2 separate regions of the Homo sapiens genome follow, and region 2 is linked to region 1. Evidence: chromatin contacts called from ENCODE Hi-C or POLR2A ChIA-PET data. All regions are on one chromosome and are shown on one strand. The core of a region is the stretch at or near the end of the contact, and the rest is flanking DNA. Distances in the headings are between cores, read along the strand shown.

Region 1 (3,773 bases), core at 262-2,761:
TATCATTGGCCTGACCCACGCTGTCTCTCAAATTCAGACCTCTCAGAAAAAGGAAGAAAGGCTTCATCCGCAGTGGGCATTAAAAAAAATCATAAACATCTATTCATGGTCTTGGAATTGAATCTTAAGGCAAAGCAGGATCTCAGGTAAGATTGACAGATGATGAACTGGCAGCCCACACCCCATTCCTGTTGATATGTTCTACCTCTTTCTATTACTGGGGTGTGATTACTTCAAAGCCAGGAAGAGCTGCAATCTAATTTTAGAAGAATGCCCTTCTTTTACACGTTGGTGAGTATATATCTTAATATATGATGTATATATCTATATAATTTTAGTAGTTGTATAATAAAAATTGGGATAGGTAAACAAAAGAGAGCAGCTGAAAAGTCTACCTATAAAGGCTTCAGGCTAACATAGTTACTTATATTGCTTCTACCACAAATCTGTGGGGATGATTTTTATTTGTTGGGAAGGGTTGTCTCTGAATTTCCTGTAAAGTTTGGCATTTTAAATCTTTTTTTTGACTCTTCTCCTGTTAAATATATATCTTGGAAACTTGGCTGTTTCTGTTTCCTGAGCTTCACAGCGAACCAACAAACCAGCAGTAACTGTAATCCACCTCTTAAAATTTAATCCCTTGGGACAGTCCATCTCAATGGCAGAATAAGAAACACTCTCCTGGCAGAATAAGGGTGAAGATAAGCCTATTCCTGTACTTATCTGGGAGCACATGTAGGTATGAGTAACAAGACCAAGAGCTGCCAAGGGTGAAGGAAGATGTAGGAGCCCATGGATTGCATGAGGGAAATATGGATCCTGTGAAGGGCAAGTTGGTTTCTTTGTGTGGACGACCCAGATAAAGCAATGAAAATGGATAATAAGGACAGTAAGGACAAGTGCCTTCCAAGGCATTAAGGCAAATGAGATTGTAGCATGGATACAGAAGAGAAAGGAGAGAGAGAAAAAGTAGATGGAAAAGTAAATGACTCAAACCTTCCATTACTGAAAGTTCCAAATGTTTCTTTAATGGCAATCACCAGATTGTAGGCCTTCATTTTTCACCGGTCAGCATTCCCTCATCTTTCTGTTCATAACAAATGTGAGTTCCTCTTCTGACCACTAGAGGTCTCTAGAGAATCACGGATCAACATCTGAAGCCTCATACCCTCTTGCTATCAGCCACTCTAGGAGGTGGAAATGTTTATTTTTCCAACATGAATAGTCAGTCACATAGTCACAAGAGATCCAAGGCCTGAATCTTAAATTTCTAAAAATTAAAAAATGCATATAGCTGCTTCAGTGGGTAGCTGCCTACTCAACTTCAAGCTGGCACTGACCATCATCCCTCAAATATGTCCCTTGCTATTTTGATGGTAGAAATTCTGCTATTACACAGAATAACAGCACTGCTTCTACTAAAAAGGCAAATGCTGTGGAAGCCTAATTTATACAATCATAATGAGTTATTTATACGATAGTATGAGTGACTCCGTTGGGCCTTTGCCATTGTGATTACGAAGGATGACAGATCAGGGTTGGTGGGGAGATGAGGAGGGCAATGAAAGAGGAGGTGAAGACAAACTTCATCTACTTCACACCATTGCAGAGGTCTGACCCCAGGTCCTCTTCCAACTTCCTGCCCCTCAGTAAGTGCTGTGGGTGTGTAACCCAACTCTGGGGTCAAGTGAACAAACTGCCCTCAACTTCCTTAAGGCTTCCTGTTCAAGACGATGACTTCCAGACTTTACTGGGACACTGATATTATCACCTCTGGAGTCCTTGATGTGACTCTCTTCCTGGTCATATGGACTGTAGCTATTTTGGGCGTGTCCAACATGTTTGATAGTGCCGGTGATGACAAGTGTACATTTCAACATTCCATTATTTAGAACACGCATGTAATTATTTGTAATGAATCACTGATGACATCTGGAGAACAATGAAGTCCTCTTTTAATGTTTGGATGATTAGCTATCGGAAATTTTTACTTTGATGGTCTTTCATTTTTATCTCAAGGATTTTGGATATTAGTTCCTGTTGCACTCTGATGTACATTAATTTTTCCTACATTTATCTGTCCATCAAACATTTATTGAGAGTCTATTAATTTCCTCTTACACTGAAGGCTCTATAAATATGAGGATGAATAGGAAGAATAGGGCAGGGTTCTCAAGAAGTTCGTCAGTTGATAGAAGGGCCAGATATGTTGAGGCAGTTACGAAGTGCATGATAAATAGAGAAGTACGAAGTGCATGATAAATAGAGAAGTACGAAGTGCATTGGGACTAGGAAAAAAATAAAGAAATACTTCTAGAAAAATAAAGTCCATTTTCTCAGCTTGTTTGAAAGCCATCATCTGTTGTTGTTATTATTTTTCATCAGGGGACAGTAGTCTGATAATTCACCTTGATGCCTTTGGTATATTTTTTAATTGCTTTTAGCTCTTTTAAAAGGTGCTTACCACAGGGTTGAAGGGTAGAGTATATGTAAGGCAATGTGGCTAGAGCCTACTGGTATAACCCATTCCAAAGGAGTGACCTCTTATCTGGTCAAAGGAAGACCAGTGGCCAGTAGGGTTGCCTGTGTTTTCACAGTGGATATCCTGGAGCTCCTGAAGTTGGTACTACTGGAACACAGAACATTCCCTACTGAAGAGAATGTTATAAAGTGCATATGTTCTTTCTTTCTGCAATTTTCAAGGATTGTGCACATCTCTCAGTAACCTAGCCTTCTTTTGAAGCCTTGCTTACAAGACAGAAAATTAGGTGAGTGGCTGAGATTTAGAAGTGCGTATCTACCAAGGGGGAGAGAATAAACTGTCTTTTGAGCAGAGAGGTGGCGCGAAAGCTCACCAACTTCCTGGGTCCAGTATTCTCAGGAGGCCATCTCTTCTGCTGAGGATGGCTTCCTGCAATGGGCTGTGGGTTTGTTTTATCTCTGACCCAAAATAGCATTTGTATTCAGTTCTCTCAATGGAGAGAGTGGAGAGAGCAAATTTCATTTCTTCATTATGCAAAAAGACACATGTATTTATAATGAACAACTCCATTTGGCTTTTTACTTTTAGGTGGGCATAGACTTCAATTGATGCCAGATCCTCCTTTTTCCTTGGAGAATCATGCTTGTACTTTCTTAAATTACATTTATCTACCCTTCTGCATTTTCTTTACTCTGATATTCTTTTTGGAAACTTTTTTTTTTTTCAAACCTCCAAACCACAAAGTGAAACAACAGGGAACATGTTCTTACAACTGGGAAGTCAACATGACAGACATGTTTGGATGTCTGTTATATAGCTTGCTGTAGACCCATCTATTAATAAATAACTGAACGTGGCCGGGCGCGGTGGCTCACGCCTGTAATCCCAGCACTTTGGGAGGCTGAGTCGGGTGGATCATGAGGTCAAGAGATCGAGACCCTTCTGGACAACATGGTGAAACCCCGTCTCTACTAAAAATACAAAAATTAGCTGGGCATGGTGGTGCGTGCCTGGTTCAAGAGATTCTTGAACCAGGGAGTTGGAGGTTGCAGTGAGCTGAGATCGTGCCACTGCACTCCAGTCTGGTGACAGAGCGAGAGACTGTCTCAAAAAAAAAAAAAAAAATTGAACGTATATGAAGACTATAAGTAGGAAACTTACCCACCAAGAATTAAAAAAGAATGAAAAGGCTTTCTGAATCCAAGCTTTAACTTATTTTCAAAGCACTAATGTAGGCCAGTGGACATTTGTCACATGCAAGATGTATTAGGCATTGTGAGACCAGATTATG
Region 2 (3,678 bases), core at 229-2,728, 120 kb after region 1:
TTCAAGCGATTCTCCTGCCCCAGCTTCCCAGGTAGCTGGGATTACAGGCATGCGCCACCACACCCGGGTAATTTTTTTGTATTTTTAGTAAGACAGGGTTTCACCATGTTGGTCAGGCTGGTCTCAAACTCCTGACTGCAGGTAATCCGCCTACCTCAGCCTCCCAAAGTGCTGGGATTACAGGCATGAGCCACTGCGCCTGGCCTGCCACTATATATATATATATATCGTATATATATAAAAATATATATATTTATATATAATATATATTATATATTATATAATATATATAATATTATATAATATATAATATTATATATTATATATTATATAATATTATATATTATATAATATATTATATATTATATAATATATTATATATTATATAATATATTATTATATTATATGTTATATAATATATTATTATATTATATGATATATAATATATTATTATATTATATGATATATAATATATTATTATATTATATATTATATAATATATTATATATATGTATATATATGTATAATATATATGTATATAATATATTACATTATAATATATAATATAATATTATATTATATATAATATATTATATATTATATCATATAATATATTATATATAATATATTATATAATATAATATGGTATATTATATATTATGTAATATATTATATATATTATGTAATATATTATATATAAAATATATATAATATATATAAAATATATAGATTATATTTATATATTATAATATACAATTATAATATATTATATATATTTTAATATACAATTATAACATATATATTTTAATATAATTATAATATATTATATATATTTTAATATATAATTATATTATATATATTTTAATATATAATTATATTATATATATTTTAATATATAATTATAATATATTATATATATTTTAATATATAATTATAATATATTATATATTTTTTAATATATAATTATATATTAAAAATATATATATATTTTACAGCAGAAGTTATTGCTCCCAACTTACATAGGTAGTAAGAATTGTTCACACCTGATGTGTTTTATACTAAATTAGATACAGACCAAAGAGCTTTTATTAATTGCTAAAACTTTGAAAATTTATACCTTTCTGGGAGAATCGGCAAGTAGGAAAACATAATAGCAATTTAATTAATTAATTAATTTCATTAGCCTTCACAGAGCACTTTGTATAGAGTGAGGCACAGAGTGGCTGGTGAAAGAACTAAAGGTGACAAATGGAGGAGTTTTCCAGGCAGTGAATCGGTGCATCTTTCCAGATTATGAGCAGCAGAGCCTGTGGTAGGTAACACTGCTCTGATTCTATGCCTGATTCTGTCTTTATGGAAGAGCTTAAAATTGGTTTTGGAAGAGCGAGTGTGTGGACATAAAGTTTTCATTTGGTTTCATTTTCCTGAAACCAACTTAATTCTGATGTGACCTTTCCAACTGAAACGCTGCTCCCCCGCATGGCCTCAGAGAGGCCCAGCATCCATCTGTGTTGTATTAAAAGGAAAGACAAACAGTTTTGGACTTCACATTCATGGTGGCTTAGTTTTCAACAGAAACGGAAGATTTAAACAAAAGGTTTCTTGTAAGGAAAGCCTTTTCTCCTTTATTGTTAGATATTATAAAAATATAAGCTTTTCCTCAAGTTGATGTCATTGTACTCCCACTCTTAATAAAAGAAAACAGAATAGAAAATTTAAATAGCCCTGTATCTATTAAAGAAATTGAATTTGTAATGAAAAACCTTCCCGTAAAGAAAAGGAAATAAGACATGACTTGATGAATTAACATTTTGCTTTCAGAAACTGGTTTGTGTATTTTGGCAGTTGAATAAAATTCTGCTAAACTCTGGAGCAAAATGAAGGTCCCTGTAATGGCGGCTAAATAGGGATGTGGCGATTCCCTGAATGGGGACGCTGACTGTATCACCCTCACAGAGGGGCCTATTCCAGACTTAGCTTACACATGGCTGAAATGGTCAACTAAAGGGTTGTTTTGTTCCATTTGATCGCTTTAGTGTGTGAAGATACAGTTCAAGCGTCATCAGGAAAAAAAAATGTGTAATACAAAGAAAAGTAGTAAATAGAAAATTGACATCTTGAACGGTGACTGAGTCTGTGAACTCCAGCCCTTGCCACACATGAGGTTCAGTGAAGGTCTGGGTTTGCACGATCTGGTGGACTTTTGGAAGAGCCATTTTCTACACCCTCCATCCGACTTCAGCCTTTACCTCTATGCTGAAGATGTCCACATTTAAAGTTCATTTCTTAGTCTTGCCCTCAAGATCCATTTTCCTGTGGCATATATTTTATCTGTCACAACAGACCTTAAAATCAGGATGTTTAAAACTGAAATTTTCATTTCCTCTCATAACATTCTCTCTTCTCAGTAATAGCGTGTCCATTCTTCCGGTCACCCACATTTGGAAATCTAAGCATTCCCCCTGCCATCACCTTCTTAGCTGACTTCCAGGCAGCTGTTAGGAGAGTAGAATACACTGGCATCTGCAGATCCTTGACATTTCCTGGGAATGGATTCCTAAGACTTCCAGAACCTGTAGATATTCAAACAGTACTATAATAGATTTTTGTACCATAAATTGCAGCAAAATTAAACTTTTGCTACTAAAGACAAAGAAAACAAAAAGCCACAGTATAGAGAAAAGACTGAGCAATCAGCTGATCTTACTCACTGGCTAAACTATTCCTTCCAATGTAATGTGCCTGAGCTAAGCTACCAACTTAGCAAAATGGTATATTACAGGGGGCCCTTGGAGATGTAACTTCTGGGCTTCGCTGAGTATTAGGACTCTGAAGGTCCGTGAAGTTTATTAATTTTGTTAGGCCAATATAACAAAGGCATTGCATGAAATGACTCCAGCCATTGCTCCAGCCAGCACAAGAATTGTTCAACAGGGGAGGCATTAAACTTCAATGAAAGTGGAAAAGGCAGTTAACTTGTGGTGTGAGGATATGCACAGGAGACACACAACTCTTAATGGAAATGAAAATAAAATGTTGAAAAAGCCAGAAGCGCATGTAAATATTTCTGTGAAGGACCAATGAAATTGTTTCAAATTTTCATTTATATGTTAGTACTTTTTGGGGAGAAATTATATGTGAAAGGTGCACTGTGACTGGGATTTTTGACTGTCTGGAGATGTGTTCTCTCAGAGTGCTAAGGAGCTACAAAACTATATGTTGTGAATCTTTGAGGTTGCTCACAAGTATTAAGATCTATAATATTTCAAAATAAATATGCATATAGCCACATATACATATATATATGTATAAACACACGTACATAGATGTACTTATATACTAAATGCATGTAGATTTCCTTGATTCTTTTGGTGCTCTTATGTGTCATAGGTGAAAATTCTCAGTCAATCCTACAACCTAGCATTTTGATGTGTATCAATCCTAACATGAAATAACTAAATTAATCCTTAGGCCCCCGTTTAGACTCCCAAACATTGTAGATGTTTATTTTCCTTGCTAAAAATTGAATTTAGCCCCCCATTACACTTCATGAAGATTAGCAGATGGTAATTGCTTCCCAGTTGAGTTGGGTTGGGTTTGAACCAATGACATTTTTTTTTTTGAGTCTCTTTATTCAGCCATTTGCCTGGTTAAAATCTCAAAGTTGAAAAAAAAACT

The links. Hi-C counts contacts between places; a loop is a spot of excess contacts on that map. ChIA-PET counts read pairs that join two places held with the same protein, here RNA polymerase II (POLR2A). Pooled maps may share reads with other maps.
Region 2: a map of CD4-positive, alpha-beta T cell shows a loop between it and region 1 (3-fold over the local background). The contact joins two enhancer-like sites. A Hi-C loop is called at or near these places in 7 of 168 maps with a recorded cell type or tissue (CD4-positive, alpha-beta T cell, HepG2, K562 and 4 more) and 16 of 50 pooled maps. POLR2A ChIA-PET finds 5 or more read pairs at or near these places in 2 of 52 experiments (WTC11 and endothelial cell of umbilical vein).

The regions. Positions count from the first base shown.
Region 1 is chr5:82,350,867-82,354,639 of GRCh38, forward strand. No RefSeq gene overlaps it. Among named protein-coding and RNA genes, the nearest start is that of RPS23, 74 kb to the left of the region's middle. RefSeq lists an enhancer at 1,428-2,627. Within about 2 kb of position 1,512, at least 3 of the 41 ENCODE cell types and tissues checked have a DNase peak (open chromatin) inside an H3K27ac peak, as active enhancers do.
Region 2 is chr5:82,465,927-82,469,604 of GRCh38, forward strand. No RefSeq gene overlaps it. Among named protein-coding and RNA genes, the nearest start is that of RPS23, 190 kb to the left of the region's middle. Within about 2 kb of position 1,479, at least 4 of the 41 ENCODE cell types and tissues checked have a DNase peak (open chromatin) inside an H3K27ac peak, as active enhancers do.